Regions from separate parts of the Homo sapiens genome. Here regions 1, 2, 4 and 5 are each linked to region 3. Evidence: chromatin loops called from intact Hi-C (ENCODE). Cell type or tissue: PC-3. All regions are shown on one strand. Each heading gives the region's core, and the rest is flanking DNA. Links, peaks and the distances in the headings are about the cores only. Region 1 has its middle 110 kb from the start of LINC01776. Region 2 overlaps DPYD (dihydropyrimidine dehydrogenase). Region 3 has its middle 190 kb from the start of SNX7-DT. Region 4 holds the start of MIR137HG (MIR137 host gene). Region 5 has its middle 120 kb from the start of LINC01776.

The links. Peaks named below come from ENCODE experiments on the same cell type or tissue, not always from the same donor. Only the 100,000 strongest peaks of a DNase experiment are listed, where the experiment ranks them.
Region 1: a loop joins it to region 3, with 5 times the contacts of the local background. A loop is called at or near these places in 8 of 110 quality-filtered maps.
Region 2: it touches region 3 in a loop (5-fold over the local background); 10 of 110 quality-filtered maps call a loop at or near these places.
Region 4: a loop joins it to region 3, with 10 times the contacts of the local background. A loop is called at or near these places in 26 of 110 quality-filtered maps.
Region 5: a loop joins it to region 3, with 7 times the contacts of the local background. A loop is called at or near these places in 8 of 110 quality-filtered maps.

The regions. Positions count from the first base shown.
Region 1 is chr1:98,320,763-98,327,090 of GRCh38, forward strand. No RefSeq gene overlaps it. Among named protein-coding and RNA genes, the nearest start is that of LINC01776, 110 kb to the left of the region's middle. RefSeq lists an enhancer at 2,718-3,917. In PC-3, for the core only: no CTCF peak of the experiment used is centred there; DNase peaks (open chromatin) are centred at 2,369, 2,799, 3,359 and 5,469; H3K4me3 peaks cover 1,431 bases; H3K27ac peaks cover 4,881 bases.
Region 2 is chr1:97,816,755-97,823,082 of GRCh38, forward strand. All of the region lies in intron 3 of DPYD (dihydropyrimidine dehydrogenase), which reads right to left. Among named protein-coding and RNA genes, the nearest start is that of DPYD-AS2, 23 kb to the left of the region's middle. In PC-3, for the core only: a CTCF peak has its summit at 3,883 (motif pointing left); a DNase peak (open chromatin) is centred at 3,887.
Region 3 is chr1:98,464,718-98,471,045 of GRCh38, forward strand. No RefSeq gene overlaps it. Among named protein-coding and RNA genes, the nearest start is that of SNX7-DT, 190 kb to the right of the region's middle. In PC-3, for the core only: a CTCF peak has its summit at 3,638 (motif pointing left); a DNase peak (open chromatin) is centred at 3,594; H3K27ac peaks cover 800 bases.
Region 4 is chr1:98,048,033-98,054,360 of GRCh38, forward strand. It overlaps MIR137HG (MIR137 host gene), which reads right to left and starts at 1,661. Exons shown (of 5, transcript NR_046105.1): 1 at 1,346-1,661. RefSeq lists a silencer at 6,189-6,328. In PC-3, for the core only: a CTCF peak has its summit at 3,226 (motif pointing left); DNase peaks (open chromatin) are centred at 3,239 and 5,049; H3K4me3 peaks cover 167 bases; H3K27ac peaks cover 842 bases.
Region 5 is chr1:98,328,705-98,335,032 of GRCh38, forward strand. No RefSeq gene overlaps it. Among named protein-coding and RNA genes, the nearest start is that of LINC01776, 120 kb to the left of the region's middle. In PC-3, for the core only: no CTCF peak of the experiment used is centred there; a DNase peak (open chromatin) is centred at 2,657; H3K4me3 peaks cover 546 bases; H3K27ac peaks cover 3,977 bases.

The DNA.
Region 1 (6,328 bases), core at 802-5,801, 140 kb before region 3:
ATAGAAAAAGAAAAAAGAGAGAATCTGGCCACAGACCTTACATCTTTCACAAAAATTAAATCAAAATCGATCATAGACCTAAATATACAATGTAAAACTATAACACACCTAGAAGACAACAGAGGAGAAAACCTAGATGAACATGGATATGGTGATGACTTTTTAGAAACAATACCAAAGGTATAATCCATGAAAGGAAGAATTAATAAGATGGATTTCATTAAAATTAAAAGCTTCTGCTCTATGAAAGATGTCAAGAGAATGAGAAGTCAAGCCACAGGTTGGAAGATAATACAGTCAGGTATCACTTGACAATGGGGAAACATTCTGAGAAATGTGTCGTTAGGTGATTACGTTGTTGTGCCCACATCATAGAGTGTACTTACATGAACCTAATGATACAGCTTACCACATACTTAGCCTGTATATTATAGACTATTGCCTCTGTGCTACAAACCTGTACAGAAGTTACTGCACCGTAGGCAACTGTAACACAATGGTAAGTATTTATGTATCTAAATGAATCTAAACATAAAAATGTACAGTAAAATTGTAAGTCAATGAGAGAAGTGGTATGTGCTATATATACTTTTATATGACTAGAAGTAGGTTTGTTTACACCAGCATATGAGTAATGCATTGCATTATGATATAATGCATTGCACTATTGATGACCATAATGTCACTGGACAATAGATATTTTTCCACTCCATTATAACTTTATGGGACGACTGTTTTATATGCAGTCTGTCATTGACTGAAACATCATTATGTTGTATGTCACTGTAATTACATAAGGTGCTTCTAATAAAGGACTGTTATTCAAAAACACAAAGATTTCATAAAGCTCAACAATAAAAAACAAACAACCCAATGTGAAAGTAAGCCAAAGACTTTAACAGATACCTCACCAAAGAAGATATACAGATGGCAAATAACCATATGAAAATATGTTCCACATCATATGTCATTAGGGAAATGCAAATTAAAGCAATAGTAAGATACTATTAAATACCTCTTAGAATCCCCCAAATTTGGAAGACTGACAACACCAAATGCTGGTGATGTAGAGCAACAGGAACTCTCATTCATTAATGGTGGGAATGCAAAGTAGTACAGACACTTGGGAAGACAATTTGGTTGTTTCTTATAAAACTGAAGATACTCTTACCATATGATCAGCTGTTTGGTATTTACCCAAAAAGTTTAAAACTAATGTCCACACAAAACCTGCACTTTATTGTTTTAAGAGCTATGTTCATAATTGCCAAAACTTGGAAGAAGCAAGATGTCTTGCAGTATATAAATGGATAAATTAACTGTGGTACATCCAGACAATGGAGCATTACTCAGTGCTAAAAAGAAATAATATCTATTAGGCCATGAAAAGACATGGAAGACCTTAAATGCATATTATTAGTGAAAGAAGCCAACCAAAAAGAGCTTCATACTATATAATCCAACTATGTGACATTCTGGAAAAGGCAAAACTATGAATACAGTAAAAAGATCAGTGGTTGCCAGGAGGGAGGCAGTGGGGGGTGGGGGGACGGTGTGAATCAGCAGAGCACAGAAGATTTTCAGGGCAGTGAAAATACAGCATCTGTATGATACTGTAATGATGGATACATGTTATTATACATTTGCTCAAAGCCATAGAATGGACACCAAAAGCAAACACTAATACAAACTTTTGACCTGGGTGATTCTGATGTGTCAATATAATTTTATCAATTATAACAAATGTTTGCTAATACAAACTTTTGACTTGGGTCATTCTGATGTGTCAATATAATTTTATCAATTATAACAAATGCACAGGAGATGTTGATAATAGAGTAGGCTATGCATATGTGGGGGCAAAGGGTACATGGAAACTCTCTGAGCCTTCCTCTCAATTTTACTGTGAACTGACAACAGCTTTTAAAAAAATAGTCTTTCAATATGAAAAAAGTCAGGGATTTCCATTTTTGCCTTGTCACAGAAAATTTAAAAAACAGGGGCAAGAGACAATCATAATCTTGCAATCTCAGTAAAGCAATACTAACATATCAATGCATTTCCTTTCCCTTGCTTTCCCATCTATCTTTTTACAAACTGGTTGTAATCATGTTAAATATATTTTACCCTGGTTTTTAATTTAACGTCATATCCTAAGTAGTTTCTCTGTTTCCACATGATTTAAAAAAAAAAATCAGTTTAATATAACATAATAATTTACTGGATATGCCATAAGTCTCTGAAATAATCCCTGCTGTTCCTATTACAACTGTAAATATATCTCTTCTCTGTTTTTTCTTGCTTCTGAAATTAAGCTGATTATTTGGTATAAATTCATGCAATCCAGAAATGCCACATTCAATCATGCATTCCACATACATTATTGACTACTTGATGCCAAGTACTGAGTTAGTCTCTAGGTATGTAGTGGTAGACAGAAAAGTTATTGCCCCGGCCTTATAAAAATGTATAATCTAGTGGGGGAAGGCAGGAACAGGTATTTTAAAAATGGATACAAATAATTATATATTTCTGAACTATGATAATGTTATGAATGAAAAAGCATGGTGCTTTGAGAAAAAACACTTGGAGAATTGGAGGGGGACACCCATTTTAATTGTGTGTTCAGAGAATACTTTTCTGAGAATGTGGCATTTCCAAATGATTAAAGGCAGCTAGCATAATAGAAATCTGAGGAAATATGATTCCAGATAGAGCAAACTATATGTGCCAAGGCCTGAAGCAGAAATGTGCTTACAGGGTTTCAGGAATGAAGCAAGAGGAAACCAGTGTGACTGGAGAGGGAGTGTCCTGAGATGAGGCTGGGGTGAGATCATGTTGGGCATTGTGTTGTCATGAAATTTGGATTTGATTTTATAGGAAATGAGATTTGATAGACCTTGAAGAGGGCAGAGGCATAATTGCTTTTATGAGAATGGTTGGAGACCTGCAAGAGTGAATGAAGACAGAAAGATTAAACAATGCAGAGTCCAGATGGGGGAAAATGGAGGCTTTTGCTAGAAAGTAGAAGTAGAGATGGAAAAGAAAAGATGAATTCAAAACATGCTTTGGAGGTAGACTTGATAGAAATGTATTTGATTGGAAGTAGGGGTAAAGAAAACGGTAATTCCAAGAATGACCCATATACAAACTGTGGTGGCTTTGTAACATGCCACTTTGGCTAGGCTGAATTACATTTCTGGTGAGGGTGGGCCACGGAGAAATTCTTGCAAGATTTGGAAGGCAGGAAGGAAGTCTCAGCTATTTTGTGGTTCACACGCCTTGTCGCTTATCTGCTGATTCACCACCTTGGAATGAGGCAGCAGCTGAGCCTGCAACTGTTCAACTTTCCTCTAAACTTTCCTTCAGCTTCTCCAACTTTTGGACCAATTCTATAGCACCATGATGAAGGGCCTTTGCTTCTGCAGGTCACCCATACCACCAAAGCCAATAAATGTGGTTTTGCTCTGTTCTGAGGAGTTTCAGTTCATGCCTGTGGGTTCCAGCTCTTTCTTAATATCCTTGTATTACATCATGTTCTCTTTTTCACTGTCTGCCCTCTGGACTTCATGCCCAAGCAGCAGACACAAAGACAGCAGCCTTACGGAAAGTGTTTAGCCCCCACAATGGTATCAGGCAAAATCCCTGTAACAGACTTGTCTGTTACTGACTTGACTGATCATAAATGAAAGTAACGTGTTTCCAACATTTTGCAGAAAAGTCGCATGATTATTAGTAGTATAATACTTATTGCTATGTTCACAATGGCTTGTGTTCAATACTACTCATCTTCATTTTTGTTGACAAGTGTCATGTACAAGGATAAAATTTTTGCTGAAATCATACCTTTTTCTAAGAAGTCTATGCTGCTTTAATTTAGCTCACTGAGTTGTTCCTTAAAATGATTTTTCTTAATCTATTGGTCTGACTATAAGCAACTTATTCTTTAAGTCTAATAAAGAGAGATTGAGTGTACCTATTTTCTTTATTTATGAATTATACTTACATAGAAATCTATCTGCTCATTACAAGACTATTGGTTAAGATAGGTATAATCACGACTGTCACAAAAATGTTATTCAAAGTTCCATCATGATCATAGAACCTCATACCTCATCTTGAAATTTTGAGGGATACAAAATTAAGACAGTAAGAGAGGAGAGAGTGACAGAGACATACAAACAAAAAGAGAAAATAAAGAGAAAGAGAAAGTGAATGAGAGACAGAAATGTGCTTTTAAAGAAGTTAAGATAATAGTAACTCTGAGTTGCTCCAGAGGAAAGGAATACAAATTTCTCTGTATTAGAGGGATTTTCTGTTTTTGGGAAAAGAAGTCTTAATTTTGGCTTGAATATAGAATCAAGCCATTTTAGTCATTTTATTTGAATTAAGACTTTCAAGTTCTGAAAGCTATCAAGATAAACTTAATGTCATTACAAAATAGTGAAAATACAATAATTGCAAAGTGTAATTTCAGTGAAGCCAGTACTGCTGCTGGAGGTTCTGGATAAATGTCCCTTACACACAGGGTGTAGAAAAGGTTGGGACTGACTGAAAGTGTCTGGAGAAAATGGGAATGCTGCCTATGATGTACTCATTAGTGGAACAGGTCTGCCATTGTTTCTGAGAAGAAAATGGAGACTGAAGGCAATGTTATTCTGAAATTACCTAAATAACTAAAATTATGAAAATATACATAAATAAAAGTTAAAAAATCAATTATTTGAATTATTTAGGAAAAGGAATCAGGCCTGAGTTGGTATCAGTTGAGCCCAATCGCTTAAGTATGATTTTAAGGAGGCTTTTGCAATGTTCAAATGCATTGATTTGTTATTCAACTCTACTTCTCTTTCCATAGGTAAATAAACTTTCTGCCTCATGACTCCTTCCCTTCTTCCTTCTTTTTCAAATGCTCAAATCTGCTGTAGAGTAAGTAAATCTTCTATTGGCAATGAGTCCCACAAAGAAATAATGTCTTCGTTTGTTCAGGTATCATGTTTTGACAAGAAGAATCTTGCTGTTCCGTTATTTTCTAATCTTAACTGGATTCAACCTGTTAGTCATTAAACTCCCTAGCAGATGGAAAGAATAGTCTGTAGTGGTAGTTCCCCAAACACCGTGACTTCAAGGGGTCTGATCATCCAGATAGATATCAAACAGTACTTATATACTGAAAAAATGACACTTCATATATATGTACTATGTTTCATATGTATGCAGATACTAATTGATTGATAAATTAGAAATTTGTTTAAAAACATTCCCGAATTTAAACTACTTTTTTGGGCACTTAGTCACTCTAAAGTAAAAATGTAATTTCCATTATACGTGATTGCTCGGTTTTAAAATGCTGCCTTTTTCTTTTGATGTACTTTTTATTTTTTGTCAAAACAAGGGGCTGGGCATGGTGACTCATGCTTGTATTCCCAGAGCTTTGTGAGGCTGAGGCAGGAGGATGGCTTGGGGCCAGGAGTTTGAGACTAGCTTGGGCAACATAGTGAGACACTGTCTCTAGAAAAAAATTTAAAAATTAACCAGGCATGGTGGCACATGCCTGTAGTTCCAGCTACTTAGGAGCCTGAGGCGGGAATATTGCTTGAGCTCAGGAATTAGCAGTTACAGTGAGCTATGACTGTGCCACTGCACTCCAGTCTAACTGATAAAGAAAACAATGTATTTTATTGCTTAGAAAGCCAAGTAATTTAAAAATACACATTTTGTAGATATACATATATGTTCATATGTGTATATATATACAAGAAAGGGTGTATTTAAAATATTCTTATTGATAGGGCTACTAATAAAAAAAATAAAGCACTCAGTTATAGTCTATGATTTTTTTTTGTCCTTGATGCATCAGCAGTCATTTTTTAAACCACTGTTTTCCAGAATTTGGTAAAATTTTCTTATCCATTGATGGCTTCTTTCTTTTCTGGAGATAATATGGATTCATATCTTTAGATTTTTTACAGGAATTTTGTTAGGGAAATGGGATAAACAAATGTCCTTTAGCTATCATTTTTAACCAGAAATCTCTTTTCAAAAGTTTTAACATCAAGAAAGAACCCTCATGCTTGGAAACACTGGGAACCACTGGTGAAGAGCAAGAGCCCTGGGAAGAATCAGGATTTCACTTGGCCTCTGCCACTGACGTGCGGCATGACTGTGGACCAGCGACCTGCACCTCTTGTGCCCCAGTTTACTCCTCTGTGAAATGAACACTCATGCGAGATGATGGCTAGACTGTCACCAGGTCTCCTATTTGCTAGTACGGTGCCCTCTTTGACCAGCAGAATAAAGATGGATAGGTGTTCTACCTACATACAGT
Region 2 (6,328 bases), core at 934-5,933, 650 kb before region 3:
AAGCTAGATTGTCTGTTTAATTCCTAATCACACTAATTACTTGAAAGAGTAATCCAGGAAATGTGACTTATTCAATTTCAAAGAACAGCCTAGAAATTAGTAGATAGGGCACCTCAGTAATGTTATATAGTCATGTTCATTGATAAAATTGGAAGGACTTCATAGTATTTGTATTAATCTATCAGAGAAAATCACAAATTCTTAATATATTTCTCCAAACATTATTTGAAATTTCTTCTAATGGACTTAAGTCATGTTTGCTCTCAACCAGGGGTCTGCAAACTACAACACAAGGGCTAAATCCAGATGGCTGCCTGTCTTTATAAATAAAATTTTATTGGAACACAGCCACATCAACACAGCCACACCTATGCATTCACATATGGTCTACAGATGCCTTTGTACAACATCAGCACAATTGAATAGTTGTGACAGAAATTATGTAGCCCAGAAAGCTAAAAATACATGCTATCTGGCCTTTTACAATAAAATGTTTCCTTACTTCTACTCGATTTTCAAAAGAGGCAACACATTTTTTAAAAACAACTTGTCAGAATGGGAGACTTTTTTCCCCAAAATAAAATAAACACAAATACCTTCAATGGAAGGTATTTAGTACACATCATAATAACCTGTAGAAATGCTGGATAAGAAATTGTATTAATTATCTTCTAAATGGAACAAGCTGATATATGAGAAATGAGAAATATTATAACTAAATGTCAATGTCTATCTTCCAGAAGAGATGACTTACAAAAAAACATAGGGCCAGCTATTTTATTATAGTATATTGTGACATATATACCAAATAATTAGAACGAGTAATAAAAAATGCCAACGTGCTTATAAACAATATTATCTGTAAATCTATTCTATTAGTCTTCTTTAGTTGTAGAAAATGACAAATATAATTACAAAATACTTATTCAAAACATGTAAACCACTAATTTTCCACTTGTAAAAGCCTGATTCAAAAAGCAATTTACTTTAAGGTTTACTTAAGCTTTGCAACTACATTAAAATATGATAGTATATACACAACAGCTTGTTAACAAGATTATCATAACATTAAAATCATAATGTGGCACTTCAATTATGGATACTTAAAATTAAAGCTAATCCTCACAGTACCAATTTTTATCTCCTAAATAATTTTAGCTATTAGCTGCTCATTCAAAGTCTGTATCTAAAATGATAAGCATTCTAGAGTAACGACTTAGCTCTGCACTTTTCTTTGGTAGCAAAACAAAAGCTGCATCCCTTCTTTCCTAGTCCTTAATATACAATCTTTTGATACTAAGGGGAAAATGCAGTTTTTTCCTGACCTTGCTTGGCTCAGAGCTTCTTACTCATGTTGCTGTTGCCAATGCTGTTGTTTCAAACAGATACATTCTGTATATCAATGGTACATATTTCTTTTCTGGTTTTATCTTTCCAAAAATATCAAACTATCACTTGCAATATTAATTTGATATTTTCTGCAAATACTATGTTTGAACAAATGTCACCTAGTACCTACTAGGCACCAGGTGGAACAAACCAATGCTTAGATTAATGAGTATTATAATGTATTTCATAAATAAATAATTAATAACAATTAATTGTGTTAGCCTATTAACTGATTTCATTTTTTCTACTGTTTCACCAGATTTGTACTTGATAATTATGTAATCAATATTTCTCACCTTTGAATTCTAATTCAAGTTTAAAGTGAAGGAAAAGATTCTAAATTGAAAGAATTCTGTATTTATAAATGACAGTTAATAACAAATCCATAAATAATCCAGAAGCATTGTTGCCGACCATATGGTTGATTTTACTAAACACTGGTAACAGCTAATATAATTGTTTTCTTCTATTTCCCCAATTAAATTATATTTGGGCCATTTGAGCAGTGAGATTGGAAACTGAGTGTCAAATCTTGCTTTCACTCACTCCTAAAGTGAATGAATGGAAGTAATATTCCTAATTTACATGGCAAACAGATAATACCAAATGTGTGTATCCGTGTGTGTGCATGTGTATATATGTGTATAAAGACATATACACACATTCATATTACAAAATGTACATGAAACTAATTATATAAATTACCAAATGTGTGTATCCATGTGTGTGCCTGTGTATATAGGTGTATAAAGACATATACATACATTCATATTACTCAAGGTACACGAAATTAATCACATACATTACAAAAATTACATAAGACTAATTACATATATTTTCTGACCTGTATTTCAATGATATTTATTAGGGCAGGTGCATGATTATGTAAAGTAATCATGCACTTTTGTCTTTTGATTTCAAAAAAATCTGAAAGTACTCATCCTGATTGACTTCCTCATGTGTTAGGTGGCATAAACCAAATCAAAGAACCTGCTCTGGACATGGTGAAATATGTGTTTTTCTGTAATAGAAATGATAAAGATAACATGTTCTCTGTGCATAGAAGACAAGAGAATACTCTTCTCTGCTGATTTGGGGAGTAGGGCTTTCAGGAGGTTCCTGCTGATCTATTTAGTGATAGAAAACTTGGAAAAACATAATTAAGATAGAATTTTAGAAATGATTAAAATAGAAAAGAGTTGAAACATTGCTTCTGAATCCAATCTCACTGCTCAAACTTTTCAAGTAGTTAAAATATACCCTTATACATGGGCATTTCTGATTATAAAGGAATTTGTTTTTCAACACTTTGAAAATTAAAAAAAAGTTACAAACGTTAAATCATGTATTACTACTTCCATCATTACATAACATTTTCAGAATGTTTAAAAAATTATTTACTTTCCATACTATTAAACAACCTGCTAATTTCACTGGAAGTATTTTGTTAATACTTTCTCATTTTATTTATTTTATATTCTTCTTCAATGCCACTTTGATTTTTCCCTCATAGCTTTATATTTACTTTGTAAACTACTTAATCAATTTGCTAATCTCAAATACTTAGCATGCCTTGTCCTTCCACTCTTCCATTTTTAACTATTTTAAAAGAATTCCATAAAATTTCCTTAAATCTTTGTAATCCTAATGAATACACCTGAAAGGCAAGGGAAGTCCAAACTCCAAATGCTGTCACAGTGCAAGTTTTCCTTGACTGCAAAGAGGAGATTTTATAGAGAAATATATCCATACATATACACACATGTAATATCTATATAATACATACCACATATAGAAATATGCATACACATGCACACACACAAATCTCTAAGAATAAGATAAAGTAGAATAATGGCCATATTATTATCTTTAAATCTTATTCAGAGGAACAAAATTACTCGGTTCATGGTTTACTAATCACAGCTTCCTCGGAGTCATGGTTCATGTAGAAGTATCAGTTAAAGTATCAGTGTAATTCAACCATTATATTTAGCAACAGATGCAATATTAACATAACCCAAATCATAAACAGCTAAAATAATACCTAGGTTCCAGTAGTAACACAACCCTTAGGTCAGATGGTAGTCAACACCAGTACTACTGAATACTAACAGAGGAGTGAAATTAAAGACATACATTAGGCTAATACACACAGACGGGACATACCTGAAAAGCTGAAAAACTACCTCTTTTAAATGTCTTGGTATCTCTTTTCGGACCTCAGCCTTTCAATAAAAAGTTAGATTGCTATTTATATTGCTTCCACCTCTAAAAGTCCTTGAGTTGAAGGTAAAGAAACAATGACATTAAAGCAATTTTAACCTTTTGACTCAAATAATATTTAGAAATGTTAGACCTCTTAAAAGCTACTTTCCAAGTTTACATGGCTATACTTTTATATTTAACTCTGTATAAATGGCTGTTTATGATGCACCTACAAATAGTATACACACACCAGTAAAAAAGCCAGCACAGATAAACTGTGCAACTCAACATCACCATCTAGTGACAAAATTCTTAACACGTGATAAAGCCAAGCGAAAAAGAATACATTTCAGAGACATTCTGTACTGGTAGTTCATCTTTATAGTACTAATGTAAATATAACAGATCTCACTGAATAGACTTCGCTCTGCAAATAAAACAATGCCTAATGGCAATGTTGGCACTCCAAAAATAATTTGTATTCTTGCCATAGAGATATACTCATAAATCTATTAACAATCTATATTTTATGTGTATTAAGAAATACACTGTAAAAAACTCCCAATAGTATTTTTATTTTTTTTATTAATGAGTATATTCTATATGTACCTCTTCTTTTTCAGAATCTGACGTCACCTTTTCTCAAGTTATTCAATTCAAGTACCTTCCAATTGCATATATCTATTACCCATAGCCCTCTACTGCCTGTGAGACTGAAAAGGGACAAAAAGACAACACATTGGAGGCCGAGGAGGGCAGATCACCTGAGGTCAGGAGTTCGAGAGCAGCCTTACCAACATGGTGAAGCCCCATCTCTAATAAAAATACACAAATTAGCCAGGCATGGTGGCACATGCCTGTAATCCCAGCTACTTGGGAGGCTGAGGCAGGAGAATCTCTTCAACCTGGGAGGCGGAAGTTGCAGTGAGCCGAGACCGCAACAATGCACTCCAGCCTGGACAACAAGACTGAAACTCCACCTCAAAAAAAAAAAAAAAAAAATACAACACAATGTTAAAAGTGGCCCCATCCTTCCCTTTACTGTTCAGGATTTATCACAGGGGCTAAAATAGGTACAGAATATGATAGTAAAGAAATCAAATCCCTTTGGCATGATTACAGAGTTGAATCAACCAAGATAAAGAAAGAATATGATGAAAAGAAGTTGAGAATTTTACCTCTAAATTCATTATCATACTATAAACCAGAGATTTGACCTAGAGATGATGCACTTTTTTCCTGTCCTTAAAATGCTTTTTCTTTGATTATCATTTTCAGAAATGCTGTATAAGATTTCCACACCCATGGCACTACAATAGACTATGTAGAAGTTGGACAAGATATACAGCTTCTAGTATTCTATATGCTAAGACTGCAGTGAACTTCTCCATTGAATTCCATTATTTATACATTACACATGTAATTCTTGTAAGCACATACAACATTAAAAGGAAAAATGTATACAAACATTATATTTTATATCTTATTTTTATTAATTTTCATAAATTACAAAGCATTCTCTCCTCTATATCCTAGTTCCTCATATAAATCCTAGGAGATTTTAAATCCCATTTTACAAAAAAGTAAGAGTAAAATAATTAATTTACCTAAAATTACAGTTGGAGTCTCAAATCTGATTCTTACTATTGATTCCAGTATTTATTTCATATTTTTAGTTTTCTCCATTTTTCCTTCACTGTTTTTCTAATTATTCATAATATATTCCCATTACAGAAAATATAGAATGGAAAAGCATACGCCTCAAAAAATTATCTTTACGCCAACCAGCCAGATGTAATAGCCACATTTCATTCCTATTTTTTCTCTGCATTTTTTATATTCAGTTGAGATAATATTCTACAAGCAATTTTGTTTCTCTCTCTCTCTCTATATATATATACACACACACAGATTTATTTTAAATATATGTAAATCTGTGTATATATCTGTAAATATAAATATATTATATATCTGTATATATACACAGATTTTATATACTTTATAAATTTATAAATATTGTAAAATTCTAAATATGAATATATAAATAATATATATTTATATGTAATATATACATTTATATATATTTATGTTATATACATATAATTGCCTTGTCTATTGTCTTAATGGTAGACAATTAGTTCCTGTAAAATTTGTTCAGGGTTATATTCCATAATTTGAGTATCACATTCATATTATGCATAATTTCTATGGCTTCTGCATAATATATTCCTAGAAGGTAAATTAATACAAAAAAAAGTATGTTTGTTTTAAGTCTCTTAATACTTAGTGACACAATCCTTTCCTTAAATGCAGCAGTAATTTTCAATCCTCTGAGAATGTGAGAATGGCTGTCTCACCATTCCATCTCTAGCCATCTGTGAGAATGGCTGTCTCGCTATTCCATCTCTAGCACTCAAAAACTTCCCACCAAACTGCATTAGCAGCAATAAGCAAGAGATTGGTGTATTTTTTGTGAAATTTACACTTTTTGTTTGCCATTAGAGTTGAATATTTCCAAGGGTTACTTAATCATAGTTTGCCAATTATCTACTGAGTTCCCAATTTTTAAAATCTGTCATACATATGGCAATATAGTACATTGATGTCTTTTAATTTTGTGATTGTCCCCATTTGCATAAGTTTTTTAAAATAAGTTTGTTTTTAATTGGCACATAATAGTTGCACATATTTATTGGATACAGTGTGATGTTTCAATACATATTAGATTGTGTAA
Region 3 (6,328 bases), core at 927-5,926:
AGGAGAAAAAATAAAAAGGACAGCAGATAACAATTAGTTTTTCTCCCTCGTGCAAGGTTGGTGATGAACTGTGGATTGAGAATAGTGATGAGTTATTTATGCTGCTGGTGCACTCATCACCTGGTGGTGTTCATGCAGATTTCTCATAGAGGAAAGAACAAATAGAGCATCACTATAAGAGCTTCAGAAATTGAGAGAGTTTTATTGAAAATACTCATCACATCTCCAGGCCTTCTAAACTGGGCTAGTGCACACATTTAAAATCTAAAATTTGACACCAAAGATGGGGGGTGGGGAGTACTTCCAGTTCTATAAACAACTACTGAAATCATATTGCCTTTTGCTAAACTTGTTAAAGTAATTCAGTGGTAAGAGATCCATATTTCATATTTCAGGCATGTTCAGGCATGCTGGAAAAGGGGCAAATGCCAAGCCTTGTATATCTCAGATCTCAGGAGGGACACTGAGCTATTATCGGGTCTATATACATATATGTGTATCTGTGCATTTGAGTGAGCTTCTCAGACTTAGAGACATACACTTACATATCTGCTAAAACATGCATTGATTGTCCATCACATACATGGTCACTCACCTTACAAACAGCTCTCAGATAGCAATGCATAATAATGGCTACTACAACATCCTCTAGTTTGGGGAACCTATCCTTCATTTTCACCTTCACATATATTAAATCTACCCATAAGACAAAGATACAGAAGTGGCTTCTAACTGCTATGATAAAGAGTAGCATGGCCTTAACTTTCTTTCTTAATTTTTTTTTTTTTTTTTTTTTGAGACGGAGTCTCCCTCTGTCGCCAGGCTGGAGTGCTGTGACTCTGTCTCAGCTCACTGCAAGCTCTGCCTGCCGGGTTCAAGTGATTCTCCTGCCTCAGCCTCTGGAGTAGCTGGGTTTACAGGCACGTGCCACCATGCCCAGCTAATGTTTGTATTTTTAGTAGAGACAGGGTTTCACCATGTTGGCCAGGATGGTCTGGATCTCCTGACCTCATGATCTGCCTGTCTCAACCTCCCAAAGTGCTGAGATTACAGGCGTGAACCACTGTGCCCAGGCTTAACTTTCAAATTTAGGATTAAGAAGGCATTGTTTTCTGTAGACTCTCTTGTAGGACTGTAGAATAGAGTTTTTGTAATTTATAGATCAGCTACATTTTGAATTCAATAAGCTTTGATAGTTAGGTTGAAACACTAGCTAGCATTAAATATTTTATTCCTAGAGGAAAATGCACTCTAAGTGTTCAAGTAAAATTTCCAAACATGGTATTTATCAGGCCTTAATTGCAGGGATATGGAAATTGGAGTCCTGTTTGCTCTGTCTGTAAAGCACAGGGAGAGGAGATGGTCTAATAGCCTTGGAAAGTGCTTTGGAATTTAAACAGCCTTTTCCACTTAGGAGCAAAGGGTACCTTGAACATGTTACCTGAACTCTTTGAGCCCCAGTTTCCTCCACTAGGAAAAATACATGTTCATAAAACTTCTTTCCAAGAGTTTTGTGAGAATTAAATGAGAGAATATATAGAAAGTGCTTAGCACCCAAAGTTTACTCAAATTATGGTAATTCTTTTACCATTTCTTTGACTCAATAAAATATTATTTCTTTTTCATTCTCAGTTTTTCCTGTAACACCATTTCCACATTCTCTTCTCCCCATCTTGATGGCACTTTCTGTTTTCTTTTACTCCTCTCTTTATGCCTTTGCTTTCTCTCTGGGCCTGAAGCAATGTCATCTCATGGGCCACTATTGAATAGATAGAATTTTTTTCTAACACCCACCTCCCTTGAAAGTTCTCTCTCTCTCTCTCTCAATCAATTTAGGAAGCTTCCATAGGTAGTATTTCCTGCATACCTACTATATATCAAAAACTTGATGTAAATATCACAGATATTATGATCTCACTTAATCTTCATAACAACCTATGCAAAATTAGGTACTGGGAAATTTAAGACTCAATTGGATTATATGGTATGCCCAGAACGAGAGAACTGGCATATAAAATTTCTTCTATCTGCAACATTTTAGCTTTCAGTTAAAGTTTCCTTTTGGTAAATAAGCACACGCACATGCACACACACACACACACACACACACAGAGAGAGATAAGGAGGAGGAGAAGGAAGAAGAAGAAGGAGGAGGAGGAGGAGGAGGAAAGAAGAAGAAGAAGGCAGAAGAAAGCAGAGACTGTGAGATATGAAAAAAGAGAAACTAAGTATATGCAAAGTTCATCTGATCTGAATTCCCACCTTCCGCCCATGAAGAGACTGTTCAGGTGTTTAAACGTGATGTCCATGTTTTTGAAAACAAATTTGAGGATGCGAATCCCTTTTCTACTCTTTTCTGTACCTTGCCATAAATACAATGGCATGATCTGAGAGTTCTGTTTGTGAGTTGTATTGACAAAACATTGTCTAGCAAAAACTCAGCAATAAAAGTGTGTGGCATATTCTGCTGGGGTGTAGATATTCCTGTGTGCAGTGGGCTTCTCACTGAAGTATAAGGCATCTCCACTTCTCTAGCATTAGCATGTCTGGCTTAAAAAATAAAAAATAAGGTGACATGTCTGTCACTTCCCTCTGAGATATGCCACATGCCATAAAACATTTCAATCACCCCTTGTGCTTAGAGTAATTCTCTTTTAGGCTTGGCTCCTCCTCAAGATTTTTCAGGTAAACAGCATGAGATTAGTGTATGTAATCTATAGAAGGGAGCATGGATGTTTTTACTTCACTGTTCTTTTTAAATTGAAATAACAGCAAACAAGCTTAATTTAACAGTGATTTTTGAGCATTAATAGAAGAATGAGAAAGGAAGAAATCCTACAAAGGAATACTATTATTGAGGAAAATCTCAATAATCTACATGATATTTCCAAGTGGTAGATTTTATCTCAAAATGTCTATGTCTAGAAATCTGTAGTATACAGTTCCAAGTAGTCAAAGTTTCCTTATATGGCTCCATGTGTACAGGCACATCATGATTGTGTCTGTTTTTCTGTGAGTTTTCCAGGCTAAAGTTTCCCAGCTTGGCAACAATGCGGCACAGGGTCTGTTAGCTTAAGGCAATTGATTCTTCCCCTGATTTTGGCACTGCACTAGAACGGCTCTCAATCCAAAATCAAGGAGAGAAGAAAGAGAGAACTGAAAAGACAAGAAGGGAGGGAGGACGCCAGGAAGGGGAGAGAGAAAGAAAAAAATATATATATTACTGACAAAATACTACTTGATAACCAACGTTGTCAGTACAATCATTGTCACTCGATTTAAGATGGCACAATTTAAAATTCATAATGAAATCTATTTTAACTGTGAAATATATAGATTTCGAAAAGATTTTTCTTTTGCAAAAGTATGAATGCTGTGAAATACATGCTTCTTTTTTTACATTGCATTTTAACCTCTTAGGATAACTTTACCATAAATGATGTGAAGTTGTAGCTATCAGCCATATCCAATTAAAAATGCTAAGCCAGTTTCATCTAGAAAGAGAGACGCTGACAATATCTAAATATATATATATATGATAAATTAGTTATTGTCAAAGCGATCACCACTCATTATTGTGCTTATACAACAGTGTCATCTAGTGGACACTGGTCAGGCAAGTTGTAACTAAGATTCCTGAAGAAGCTTATTTAAAATGAACTATCCTTAAATGAAAATATGCTTTATCTTTTTCAATTCTCTGAAACTAAAGCAATTTAAATAATTATTTCTAGTCCAGGCCATCATTTCAATTCATATTTTACCAGAATAGTAAAGGAACTGAGAACTTGTGTCTGCAGAAAAAAATAATTTTAAGATCACATTTCTTAAGAAGGCAAAGAAGAACAAAAGAAAATAACAAAATTACTATAAAAGGTAGATGTCAGTATATGTATGGCATTAGGAAGAGAAAGTTGGAGCTGGAAGATTATTGAGCAGAGTTCCAGTCTTTAAATCTAAATGACTAGTGGCTACATCAACAATGACAAAACAAAGGAAGTATATGGGAGTTCTGTGGTCTCACCTCCACAGCTTTGCCATTTTTCTAGTACCTTTTTTGTATATTTGTGTAGAAGAGATATCTCCTTTGAAACACATTTTTTAAAAAGGCATCTTTTCTTATAAAAACATTAAATGTCATTCATTTTGAGTATTAAATTTCTGTGTCATCAAAGCCAGTTAGCTTTAATTTTTCCCCAACAAATCAAATGCTGGAGATATATAATGGGCACTGCAATCTATTTAATAATGTTGCTGATTCCCTGCATTTTTTATTGAAAAAATAAGGAAATATTGCATTCACTGGAAAGATGAAAAATAAAGCTTTTTAGCATTTCATCAAAATAAATATGGACACTCATTTTTAAAACCCCGGTATAATATCGTGTGAATTTTCTCACATCAACTAAGCAGCGATTAACACCTACAGGCCCATGCCCTTGCTTTGCATTTTGAAACTACTCAAAGGTAAAGTGTTGTTTTAGGGTTCTTTTTGTTACAGAGAAAGTGGGAGGAAAAGGAATATTAAAGCTATTAATAGGTACAAAGTTTCTGTTTTTTAAGTATCGAGTTCTAGTTGTATGTTTCAGTTTTTCTAAACAGAATGTTTTATGCCAATTTGATATCTTTGATAGTATTATATTATTTGGTTTGAAAATATTCAAGTGATGCTTGATGCTGTAAAACAGATGCTACTAAATATTTCTCCCTTTGATTTGACAATATATTTTTTTTCCTCTTTGTTTAAGATGTTTAAAATATTGTTAGGATGGAATACCTAACATGATATAGTATAATAGATAATTTAGAAAAAAATGACACAATACTATAGTGGTATACTAAAGGATCTTCTTGCCTGTGTATTCCTCCATATTATTAAGAAAACATTTAGTTGTTAAAGTAATTCACCAATTTGAAGTAAAGATGTAGCAAATCTTAGCAATTATTTGAAATAACTACTATTTCCTCAGTAAACAGAAAATACTCAGCTTTTTCCAAATACTGTGCTTTTACCTTTATTTTTTTTAACAGTGTGATACAAGCAAATTAAGTAGAAATTCCATCTGCTTTCTGGATGTAATTTTTATTGACTGTTAATTCAAAATTAGGACGTTGGTATTTCAAGACAGAATATTTACACTGATTAGTACATAATTTGCTTGTAAAATTCGCTAATTCTTTGTAATATAAACCTACCATAAGTGGAAATAACATATTTTAAAGTATATGTATAGGGTGGGCTTATTTGAAATGCTGTTTTTTAATTGCAACACTTGGATCTTAATGTAGTAGAAGTGTGCAAGTTATTTGGGCCTTTTGGGGAGAAAGAAAATCTTGAATTTTGATGGCATCAGAGGAAGAAATATTCTTTTCAAATTTACCCAGTTTTTCATTTTGCATAATAAGTTACTTTATACTCACTCAAAATTAAATTGGCAAGTCACAGAATTGAACTGGCAGCTGATAGGCAGTGCTCAGGTTTGGTATTTTTGGCTGAATCTTTTCCCAATAGGAAGTCAATAACTATTGAGTTCTTATTAGAGACTGAAAAGCATCGTGAGTGGGATAGAAAATTGGATAATGTTCTGTGACCTTCCCAAATCTTACAATCCAGTTGAAGAGATAAAACTACATGAATGAGAAATTAAATGGCAATGCAAGATTTACATAACAGTTCACTTTGATAATAGACATGTCACAGAGAGGTTCATGCTCATTTATCATATGAATAGTCCAGGAATTGAGAGATTCCCCTACCTGTAGCAGAATATTTTGTAATAAATCCTGGAGAACAGATTCCTAATGAAGGTCTTTGTAGAGTAGATGTACAATTAAGAGGAAGTAAATGACACCTGTGACATCCTTGCCCATTTCTCCTTTTGTTTTCCATGGATATTTTAGTAATAACTAGAAGCCAACACTGTTGATGCCAACCTTTCACTGTAGGTAAATGGAATTTGTTTGATTTCTATGAAAATATTAAGTTTCTCAGAAAAATCATTTCCAATATCTGTCCCTTCAGTAAATATCACTCAACAGATAAGTAGCACAACCTAGTGATCTACACTCAGAAGAGGCAAACTAGATTCTTGATGTCTTAACAAGACACTAACTACTGGGGAGCCAGAAGTCTCATAAATTTTAAGGCACTCATCTAGTTCATTTTTGAATCATAGACTCTTTGGAAAGCCAGATCAGTAATATGAACACTTTCTAAAAATATTTAAAAGTGTTATTCTCATAAAATATTGTTTTGCTGCTCAAATTATTTCTCCCTGTTTTGTTCTATTTCTGAAATATTAATATATAATTAATAATGCTACCTTCT
Region 4 (6,328 bases), core at 734-5,733, 420 kb before region 3:
TTAAAAGGAAAACAAGAAACACACTATACAGATAGGCTTGGATTTAGTAAATGGAACGTTATAAACTCAAAAGGATGGTCAAGGGAGGCACACACACACACACACACACACACACACACACACACCCCAATACACAGGGCATCAGAATCACAGCATAAATACCCACACAGCTTTTCAATGCTTTCCAAGTAGTCTCCTTCAGTTTTGCTTCCTCACAATTAAAATAAAATATATACACACACTGACCCACAGACTCGCACGCTTTAAGAAACTAGAACAACGCAGTTGATATGCTTTCTTTCTACCCAAGTAGCAGTGCCAGCCTTTTCCCTACCTACCCAATGTTCCACCAGCTTCAGCACCTGGACGAATGGACAGCTCAACCCGGGCCGACTGCCGGCAGCACTCGCAGCAGAACTGACGCTCTGAGCTCTAACCAAAGCTCTCTCGTGCTTGAGCGGGGCAGCCTGACTTACGAGAACACCATTTCCTACGAGACCACTGCCGCTGGGTGCATATTCAATTCAAGCCTCCTTAAGCTGTCGGATTTCCCCCACCCATCCACCCTCCCCCCCTTCTCCACCCTCCACACAAAAACAAAAAAGGGAAAAAGCCCAATACCATCAGGGCGTTTGTTGATCAACTTACACTTCGCTTTTGAATATTTAGATACTGCTAGCGGAACAATATCAGCGGAGGCTTAGGTCCGCATTAAGTACCTTTGTTCATCGACTCCTGCAAGCCATGTTTATTAGAATCTACATTTCTCTCGCGCCCCAATAACTAGAGGTGTGTTTTGCGGGCAGGGGGCTTTCAGCACCTTTTGATCTCTCAAGGCCACCGCGACTGATTGACGGTTCCCAGTACTTTCCTATGCTATCCCCCATACTCCAACACCCATCCCAGTTAATCGCTTCGCAATTTGCAACCAAAAATACATAAAGAAACGCGACAAAGCAATGGGTTTGAGGAAATAAGCCAATTAAGCTAAAGCTGAAATGCCTCTCTCTCTCTCTCTCTCTCTCTCCCCCCCTTCTCCCTCTTTCTCTTCCCCCTTGACTCCCTCCCTCTCCCTCTCTCCTTCCCTCTCAAGTAGAAAGGGGGAAACACCAAGGAGAGAGAAAAAATCGGGAGGAGGGTGGTAGTCGACTCTTACAGTCAATGGAAAAAGAGTATACACATCTTTACTGAATAATACTCTCGTTCTCAGACAAAAAGAAACACATTTTTCGATGTAAACATAGTCTGCCTCTGCCATACATCCTACATCCTTTACGTTTGCTGAGATTTGTCTTGCTGTATGGCAAAGTAACTGTCACAAATCCATCTCGATTGAAGTGCTTACCCTCTAAATCCAGGTTTCAAGCGGAACTCCAACTGTGTGTAGAAGCCAGGGAGTCATCTGATGTGCAGTGAGGTAGGCTCTGGGCAGTGTGAGCTGCTTCTTCTCTCCGAGTGCCGGGTTACAGTGTTAACAAGCCTTGGGAAGGGACCTCGGCGCCTCGCGCTGGCTGTGCCCCAGTGCCTTCGCGTGGTGGCGGCTTGCTCATGCTTCCGAGGAGTCCCAGGCGATAGCCTTCAGCTGATGCGAGCTTCCAGAAAGGAGTGGGGAAGGGAAAAAATCATCTAATGCAATCAAATCGATCTGATCTACACCATCTGTCGCCTGCCACTATACACAAACGTTAAAATAGGAAAACGGAAAACACTGACAGCCGAGAGGGTTGGTCTGCAAAGAGTTCATTTTTAGCAGAGCATAATTCGATATGGTCGGCGTACAGTTACAAAAGCTGCTGTTAACCATCCAGTAGTGGATCCCAAACATGCTAATGGTGGATTAATTGAGGAAGATCTGACGTGCAAGCTTCATAGTCTCTTATTCATGACTTCCCAATGGGAAAGGACCAATGCCTTGTGGGACTATGGTAACATACAGTCAAAAAGCTGCTAAGAAAATGGCTGTGTGTTCACAGCACCTCTCTCTGATAACAAACATATGTCGACTAAAATGGTTTAGTAGAATGGGAGGGGGTGTTGGAGAATAAAATTTTCTTTCCCCGTGTAAGCAATCCCCATTTTCTTTTCTTAAAGAAAAGCAAAAACAGATATGATCTCTTTACCATAGTGGGGGGAAAAGGATGTTTTAAAAGGTTTTTATCAAGATCAAACTCTGCCATATAAAAGAAACGGAACACTCCTGTGCAGCAATTCTTTAAAAAAAAAATCTATTCTCATTTTTTTCCTTACTGTGATCAAAGTAGATCCATAGCATGTGCAGTATACAGAAACTCAGTCCAGTTAATCCCACCAGGATTGATTCAAGGTTGTTTAATGCCAGGTACCCTTTTGACTTCTTAAAACCAGGATGCCTTTTGGGGAAGGCATTTTGTATCATTTAAAATTGACATAATGAACATTAAGTATGATTGCAGTGAGGAGATGAGAAGAGTTTTCCTTTCTAATTCTGTAATTACTCTCTCTAGCCAAAACCCCTTTTGGTCTGTTTCCAGTCTTCCCAGATCAGTTGATGGGGAAATATAGGGATGGGGGAGGGAGTGGAAATACCGAGAAGGAGGGAAAGAGAGTGTGGATTATCGATAGCCAATAAATTCTATTCCACTTGTAATAGAAAAATATATAGCAATAAAAGAGATAACTCACTAATTGTTGATCGTGATTTTAAGTTTAAACCAGTTTTAAAAAATAATGTTTGATACATGGAAAGAAGACATATTGCAAACAATGGGATGACTGCCCCCCACCCATTTATAGTTATAGGTTTAAAAAATATTGAAATAGGGTTTATTATCTAGATATGTGACTATCTTTTATTAAATATATCTCAAAATTCCATATTTCCTCTGATTTTTGTCATCCATTTGAACACTGAAAACTATGGTCACTTTGATTCTGCTGTCTTTTCTTTGGTAACATACATTACATAAATTCTGTAGTAAACAATTAGTGTTCAGGAAAATTCTAAAGATGAATGTGTCTCCTAAAACTTTGATAATCTCTTTAAGGAAAAAAAAACCTAACAGTTATGAATTAAATTAGTCTAAAAATATAGCTTGAAGACAAATCAAACAATTTACCTGATCTTTTGTTTCAATATACATTAATTAAGCACTCTTTCCAACCTACACAACATTCCAGGGTCATAGTCAGATATTCAAGTCTAATAGTTCAGCAGCCTTTGTTGTCATTCGTGTCAAGCTATTGCCCCCTGCAGGTTAGGCTGAAAGTGCAGGCAGAATTTGGCCAAGTCCTCAGGAAATTGATGGTACACAAGTTACTCAGTCTCTCCCAATATTTAACTAGAGTCAACTTTTTAAGTTTGCTTTCATTATGGTTTAAACTATTTATTTACAGATAGGTAGTACATTAAGAAAAATGCTCTTTAAAGATGTGACTTCAGTTTTTCTTCTGAGAATTTAGCTGCATTGAGTAAACCATCCACTTTGTTGTGATACAAGGAGCATTTTGACACATTTAGTATAGTTTTCTTCATCTTCCCTTATCCTTATTCCATAAGATCCAGCAAAATTAAAAAAAAAACATATGTAACAGGATTGGAATTATGAATTCTCATAATAAATATATAGCCCTGGGCAATTTGATATCAGTATGCTTTTGGTAGACTCAATGAAGTGTGTGCAAATCAAACCATTTCAGATTCTCCCTGCTCCTGATATGATGAGGTCAATTACACCATTTATCTTGATTATAAAATTAAACATTATTTCAACCTCCATATTCCTGCTATACTATCATCCTTTCCCACAATCAACTTTTCCAAATAGGGCACCTTGCCAAGATGAAATAAATTTATAATTGACAGAATAGAAATTAAATTACATCAACTCTTTCACAATATTAGAAAGTGGAGCAAGTTTATAGAAACGACTTCAGAAGGTTTATGGAAAGATTCTTTTATTCTTTGGAAGTCAACGATGTGGCTATTCACACTGAGTTGTAAAGAAACCAGCAATGGTATTTCCCTATTACATAAATATTCATCTCATTGAGCAGTGGGATATCATTATGTGAAATATAATCAATTCTAACACCAAATTAGCAATCAATAAGAATCTTACCTAGTCAAATTATAGTATTATTTCAACATTGTATGAAAGTAGCTAGAAACATGAACCGCACTTTGTTTTTTTAAAGCTATTATGAAATGCTCAATAAAGACTTAAAGTTTACTGGCAAAACTTGGGTCTTTTTTGGAGGATTTTTTGTTACCCTAACTACTGATATGTTTTCTGGATCCTCCAGAATGGACATATGGGATAGGAACTGAGGATAACTGTGTCATATTTTAAACAATATTAAAAACACAACAAGCCAACACAAACTAAAAATAACCTGAATACTTATCTCTGTTTTATTACATTTTCAAAGCTTGTTAAATTTCAAGAGGACACTACATCTATACATTAAGAGCTTTGCATCTACAGTTCATTAACACTCCTGCTCCAAGTAAAGAGGGGATTTGGACTAGGTTGTGAGACTATTAATTGCACAAATATGTTGTAGTCAGAGCAGTGACTGGTTGCCTGCAGCAGCCATTTCTAGTTGTCTTTGAGTATGCGTCTTTTTTTTAAAAAAGTCATCTCCTCTTCAAAGTCATATCTCACATATATATGATTATACTTGATTGTGTGTACTGAAGCACATTGCTATTGAGTCAGAAATTTTCAAGTATCTTGATTCAAATGACTGTCAAATACCTAAGAACAGAGTTGCTTTTAATTAGCATGCAGAAAAGAGAGATGATATTTGACCTGTGAGTCTTAATCAAGGGGAATATTTTTAAGTTCTCCCATAAACGATGTAGCAGATTGCTTGCAAGTGCCTTGAAAAACATAGTCCTACTTCTCCTCCTACTATCATTACTATTGTTCTAACAATTTCTAAAGGATCAGAACAGAGTTCTAGAAACCCTGTAATGCTGTTATTGCCCGGAATCCTGGGTTATTAAACATTCTTATCCGCAGAAGCAAAGGACCATCCAATCCTATTCATATGCATCCTATGACTCAACTCAGTTTCCACTTGGCGGGCTGTGTGTGTGTGTGTGTGTGTGTGTGTGTGTGTGTGAGAGAGAGAGAGAGAGAGAGAGACAGTGAGAGAGAGAGAGAGTGAGAGAGAGAGAGAGAGTTCATCCTGAAAGCGCTTATGTTTCCAGAGGTTTTCAAATGCAAATGGAGTGGGAGTGGTGGTGGCCGTGATGGAGCGTACTGTGTGGGTGTAGGGGGATTTGGGGAGAGGGTGTCGTGGGCAGTAAGTTTAAACAAATTCAAGGCCATTACTACCACTGCAGACCAAAATAACTTAGGTCTGAGAGACCCCCTTAGAAAGATACAATGCCTTCCTCATCTAAAGGGAGCTAATACCAGAGTGATCTCGGCGCTCGCGCAGTTTTGAGAGAGGGTCCCGAAAACCGCCGGAGGCCAGGTGTCGCGGACGGGCCCCGGGCTAAACTCTCGTCTGGCGAAGTGAAGAGCGCAAAGTCTCCAGGCCCAGCGCGCCTTCGCGGGGCAGGCCGGACACCCTAGCCCCGGGCCGGGCTCGCTCTTCTCTGAAGCCCTGGAGCGGGCAAGGGGCACCATTCTGGCCACAGGAACTCTAGTTTCAGCAGCCGCAGCCCGCCAGCGCTGGCTCGGACCGGGGCCTCCTCTGGGAGAGTAGGAGAGCGAAAAAATCAACCACCACCTTGGATTTCAGATCGAGGAAAGGAAGCCAAAGCAAAGGTGTGGTTACACAGGACATCCATAGACAAATCGTTGCCTCTCTAAGTGGGCCTGAGCTTTGCGGCTCCAGAAGCGCGAGGCGCGGTTGGTGCGGACGCGGGGGCGTGGGAGTCATCGCTCTCCCCGCAGCCCTGGCCGAGCTCTCTGCTGTCCTCCCGAGTTTGGGCCAGAGACCACGGCTCACTCCCTAACGCCCTCGCAAGGACGGCTGCCCGTCGGGCCAAGGGCGCCCCGGGCTGGAGGCCGGAGCAAGACGGCCCCGCGGGACTCGGGAGCCTTGGTAAGGCGGAGGCTCAGACCCCGTTCACGAAAACGCCTGGCTCCTCCAGGATTTGTCAGGTCTTAAGCAGCTCCGAGAAGGCTCCGCTGGCTCTTGGGGAACCCCGCTGTGCGGCTCACCCCCGTTTGTCTCTCTCAAGCTCTCGCCCTCCTCCCCTGGTCCTCCCTTCTCCAGATCCCCTGCCCTGCCCGAGGTCCGGGCCGCGCGGGCTGAGCCCAATACGCCCGGAGAAGAGCGCCGGAGCCCCCTGCTGGCCGGACGCGGCAGGCGCGGCGGCCCGCTCGGTCCC
Region 5 (6,328 bases), core at 646-5,645, 140 kb before region 3:
AGTTAAGTTACCAAACAGAAGTAAAGCACTTAGAACAGTGTTAGCTGTGAATTTTATTATCATTATTAGTTTTTAAACATACCAAGCTCCTTCTTGTCTCAAGACCTCCTTTTACTGTTCCCTTCCATTTTAGAAAGTTTCTGCCCCTTTCCACTTTCTTACCCCATGGCTAAATTCTTCTTGCTCTTTGGGGCTAAGCTTAAAAATCACTTCCTAATTATTCTATCTAAAGTCATTTATCTCCTCCTCCTCTCTATTTATACCTTTCTCAGCCCCACACTGGTTTCCTACACAGCATTTGTCATCATCTGTCAGTATCCTATTGCTTTATTTACTTGTGAATTATCTGGCTTATCTGATGGTGGGTAGTCTCCAAGGAGGGACCCAGTATTGTACATCAAAGGACCTCAAACAACCTTTATTAAAAGGATGTATGAATAACTAAGTAACCATAGCACCTAAATTTTCCCAAGAAAAACTTAGTTTTCAGTGCACTTGAAAGTCTACTCATTCTTTTTCTGTGTTTCTGAGTCAAATTGTGAAACTGACTTTGGTGGGATATAGTTATTAACATGTTTACTGATTTCTTTTCAAATTTGGGAGAGGCTTGAATTCAACAGAAACATGACAGTATGTAAGGGCCAGTTTCCTAATACTGCATGGCAGTGGCCGCCTCGTAGGACGGTGCTATGCAAGTTCTTCACAGTATCACAGTAAACACCCTGAAGCCTAAAGTCAAAATATGAAACATTCAACTATTGTATGTGAATATAGTCTTGATTCACTAACACAAGGGCAGTTTTTGTAAACTATACAACTGTGCACTTGTTTTAATTTTAATTTTTTTAAGGAAGAGATGCTTTCTAGGGTGTTCCATATTCCAAATTTATCGAACTGGACACTATCAAATGCAGCAAATAAAGACAATTATGTCCTGTGTAGTATATAAGATATATACAACATTGCTTTGTTGCTGCAGAGTTGCTTGCCACCAATATTGGCCTGAAATTTTACTGCTGATTGGTGCTTAGACCAACTGGACCACCAAGAAATTAGGCTAGTTTTATCCAAGCAATGGACTGATAATATCTAGGGTATGCTTCAGTTTTTTTTTTTTTTCAGTTAGTTACCAGAACTCTGTACCTACGCCATATCAATAGTTGATATAGCTTTCCTTAAGTAGCAAATTTCAGTTGAAAAGATGAATTAACCATGGTTAGAAATGACAAGCTCTGATTATACAGTTTAATAAAGGCTCTTTAGTTGCAGTGGAAATTTCCTCAAGTTAGCTCAAATGAACAATTTGTTGTTAAGGTATGATATCCTCAGAGAAATAAGTTATAACCACGTCTCTTGGGAGCTAGAGCCCCCAGGGACTGAGACGTCTACCTGCTCCATTTCACCTCACCTCTTTAGTGGCCGATGCGATTGATCTTCTTTGGGTCCCTCTGCTTCATTGTTTCTACCTTTCTCTAGAGAATGACGTTGGTGCGTCATGGCTGACAATGGCTGCTCCAAACCTCACTTGACGTGACCTTTCATTTTGTACTCCTCTCCTCTACTATTTTCTAAATATGCAATTTACTGAAAGAAATGAATTAGTTGTTGGCAAGGGAATGGATTGATTTTCCTAGGTCAGATGTTCACCTCTGACTTAATCTGCCATGGTGTGATGGCTGGGTACCATGATGGACGCATGGCTGTCTAATCCAGCCCTTTAGTGGGAATTGAAAGAGGAACTGAAATTCTAAGTTTTGTATGTCATCATATACCACATAATCGATCTTTGACATTTATCAACACACAACAAAAGTTCATGAAAACAAAAAGAAGAGCAGAAAAATTGAAGGAGATTTTACAAAAACATGTAACAGAGATTTGGGGAAAATATATCTTGCTTCATATGTGTTTTTCACTGAAATCATCACTGTGCCCCCATATTTAAGGCTACTTTCATGATGTAGCATGAGATTCTTTAAATTTATGAAGAGCAATAATTTTATTCTAAATAATCCTTCTCATTTTAATTTTTCCTCCCATGCATACATGGGGATGCATTTCAGGGGTAATATGAGGAATATAATTTGGATTCCACTTTCTTTTTTCTAGCTTTCACAAGGTCTAGGTCCCCTTAGGCATGATTTCCCTGACTTAAGTTTCACTGAATAATGATCTTTGGTCCACAGTAAATATCTTTTTTTCTGTCTTTTTTTCTTTTCCACCTTTTCCTTTTATCTTCCAAAATCCACTATTATTTTCTCTAAACAACAATTCTCAGTTTCTTTTGTAGTTACACAACTGTTGTGAATATTAATGGTATTCTTCAAGGGGTATTATTTATAGCAGGAAATATGGGCCTTTGATCAGTGTTTTTCTTAAATAAAACCCTCATGCATTGTGGGTAGATTGTATTTCTCTTATCTTATGTTGGGCATTTCGTTGCTCATTTCAATCTTTCCTTCTATAACAGACTTGGAGGCTGTTGGAGACTTTTAAGTTGTTCTTTTTAAAAAGCCTTTTTCTCCTTTATTATGTGATCTCTCTAATGCTGGCTCTGGGAATGGTGATGTCTGCCCTGGTTGGAAATCCTTTTGCTACACTCCCTAAAGGCAGCAAGTGATTCAGGGGTGACTGTGTAATTTGTTTTGTACCGTGGAATTCCTGCCATGCCTATATGTATTTAGACCACAGGCAAACCAATAAAGTTGTCATAGAAACAAAGCATTTCATGAATAAATCAATCCATAACAAACTTGTAAACTTCAAACAACCCACTGTGCTTTAACAACACATCCGTTACATACACAAAATAATCATGTTTGTAATGAGCAATGCACAATATTATTCTTTCCGATACATTTGGTCCTGTTTGCCATCTTATAAATATTCCTTAATGTATTTTTATGCAGCCTGTAGATTCCCACTGAGCTGGAATGAAATAAGTAACTCCAGCTGGTATGATAATACTGGAAAAGCAGACTTTAAAAAATGTACCTTATGGTGAACCCCAGTTCACACAATATGTTTGGAATACCTATTCAGATCAGAGGGGATTGAAATTGTGGCTAATAAAGTTTCCTCATGTTGATCAACTCTAATATTCCTTTTTCATTTTTCAGTTTGCTTGTTTGGCTTTTAATATCCTGCTCTGCATATAGTGGGCATCTTCAGGGAATGTGGTTGACTGGCAGCAGGGTGTGGTTAGCTATTTGAAAAGTGGCACTGGGTATTTTTAAAAGGATGAACGATCTGTGCCAGAAACTATCGTGACCTGATTGGAGAAAGAAAATGCTTTGAGGAAAAAAAGAATATTATTGTGTAAAACTTAAATTCCTTTGCAGATGGTAAAAAGACAAGGAAAAGGCAGAGCTAGAGAAGGAGGTCAGTGTAGTACAAGTCCTCTGGGGCTTGCTTTGGCTTCCAGAACATGAGAACTTTTCTTATTTTCATTTGGTGTGAAATTCTCTCTGTGAGTACATTTAGGTGTTGTCCTGCCTAGCAGACACGCTGGATTAGATCACCTTATTGCGGTATCTTCCTCTATTCTCACGAGTTCTGTTAACACCTTTGGCTACACCTTCATTGTGACATCTCAGCCTAATTAGACATCTCACAAATGCCTGTCATCAGATGATCAAAGGGCCCTCTATCCATATATTAAGGTATAGATATGAATTTTGTTTTCCGATAACTGCCTTAGTAATATCCAACCTTACTATGTTGAATCTCATAACATCCGGGAAGATTCCAGAGCTTTTCAGCCACTGTCAATTATTAAAATGTAGTCCAGTCTAGTTTACAACCTTAATTCCATATTTAATTCAAACTCTCTTCTTCATTGTTTTTAAGTGGGGAGAGTGGCTTTGGCCAGCCCTCTCACTTCCAGGGGTTTATGTAGATCCCTGGGACACCTCTTTTCCTAAGCACTACCAGGTCTGGGCAGGGAGGGTGGACACAGGAGGATGAGATTTTTTTGTTTAAGCTACTGGGCAGACTCTTGCTCATTCTGTTCTCTGTGCTTCTGGTGGCCTTCACCAAGTGATGGTCTTGCCCAGGTGGTGTGCATGGTTTCCTTGGATCAATGGCAGGCTTCCCTAAAGCCCATCAACTACTGATAACACCCTCGTAAATGGGATGCCACCTCTCTTTTACCCTTGTTAGGGGTTGTGCTGGGTGGAATAGTGTTCACTCAAAATTCATATTCACTGGAAGCTGTGAATGTGATCTCATTTGAAAATAGAGTCTTTGCAGGATAAATTCAGACATAAAGATATAGGGGAGGAGAAAGTCAGGTGAAGTTAGAGGCAGAGAATGGAGTGACCCATCTACCAGCCCAGGAACACCTAGGATTTATGACAACTACGAAAAATTAGGAAAAGGTAAGGCAGGATTCTTCTCTAGAGCCAAAGGGAATATGGCCCTGCCAACACATTGTTGTTGGGCTTCTAGCCTCTAAAACTGTGAGAAAATAAACTTGTTTTAAGCCACCTGGTTTGAGGTCCTTTATTATGGCAGCCCTGGGAAGCTAATAAACAGGTCCACATCTCAAATTTCATTTTTAGGTGGAAAAAAAGAACCATTCAACATCCTTACAAACCTCTAAACAAGTGTGCTCCAAACTGAAGTCGTTTTCTTTCCCTAAATCTGCTCCTCCATGTGTACCTCTAGATCAAGCCTGGCACCCCTCTCCTCTGCGACTCTAGCCTCCCTCTTGAGAGTTGTCTTCTACTCTTCCCTTTCCCTCACATCCTCTCCCTCCCCACATCTTTAAGGCCTCATTTCTTTCAGGGGGAAGTCCAGATTCTCGATGTTTATTATGCCTCCATCCTTTGCCCTCGAGGTGTCTCACTAGCCTCACCTGCAACCACAGGTACAGGCTGTGCTTTGCTTCCTATGCCAAACTGTCCCTCACCCACCGCAGCTAAGGTAATTATCCTCACCTGCAACCACAGGTACACACTGTGCTTTGCTTCCTATGTCAAACTGTCCCTCACCCACCCCAGCTAAGGTAATTATCTTTCTTTGTTCCTTCTCTGGGCCCCCATAGCACTTTTGTGTCAGTTAGTCACTGATGTCTTCTGCTCTGACACACTAAACTTTGCAGTCATCGGGGCAGGCACTTTGCCTTCTTCATCACTATTTCCCCCAGTGCTAAGCAGAAAGCCTGATTAGAGAGAGCAAAGAGAAAGGCATGGTATATGAGTGGAAGTGGAGCAAAGGGGATAACACCTAAGAGAAAGGGATAAAACTCCATAAGCATAAAACACCCGTATAAAGGGGTATTTTAACTCTCCTGGAATTTCAACTTCCCGTAAATGGTAAAGGGGCTCATAGGGGTTATGTAATAAAAACAGGACAAATGACAGGACAAATGATAACATTCCGAGATGGCTTACAACCTGCCAGACCTATGCTGAGCACTTAACTTGCATCTGTCACTTCATCTACACAACAGCCTCTGACAAATTCCTTCAATTGATGAAGCAAATGGGGCTCTGAGACATTAAGTAAATTGCCTTAGGTCACACACTCAGTAAATGGCAGGAAGAGGATTTGAACCCAATTGTGTCTGAATCTGATCATGGTTTTAACAACTAAGATTTATCCTGTCATGTTGCATAGGTTCTGAGTATTATGAGTATTCTCCTACAACTGAGGAAGTGCAGCTGCTGAATGCAGTTTTTCCTTGATTGGGACAACATCAATCTAAAGTCAGTAAGGAGTATCTTCATTAAAGAATATTCTGCCCAAGTTTCATACCTTAGTGATTTATTTAATCTTGGCATCATAGAGAAGTGTATTAAACAACTTTAGGATATTAGTGAGAAAATTTTTCTTAAACATTTATATGTATTTCCTTAAGTGTAAAATAGCGTTATTATTGAGGGCTGTTATAAGAACTATATGAAATAATGGGAAATGTTCATTTCTCTCTCTCTTTTTTCATCTTTTTCCTGAACTATAACTTGCATGTAATGCCTTATAATTTTTAAAAGTGTCTTCATGTATACTTAATTATATAAAATATTCATTATGAAATACATTATATTTAACACATATTAGTAGTAGTAGTAGTAATTCATTTGATCAGCATATCTGGAGGGTTGAAAAGACACAGCTTCTGAGGGGTCCTCACCATTAGGCTGGGCCAGATGTTCCAGAACAGTCAGTACCGATTCACCAATTCTGAGTGCACACTGTGCTCTGGGCATCCCTGACCACCCAGTGATCACTCAGCAGCAAGCTGAGCACATCAGGGCCAAACTTAATCCTCAGGGAAGCCTCATGGGCTGAGTATAGTACAAAAAGACTTGTTCTGGCTTACAAC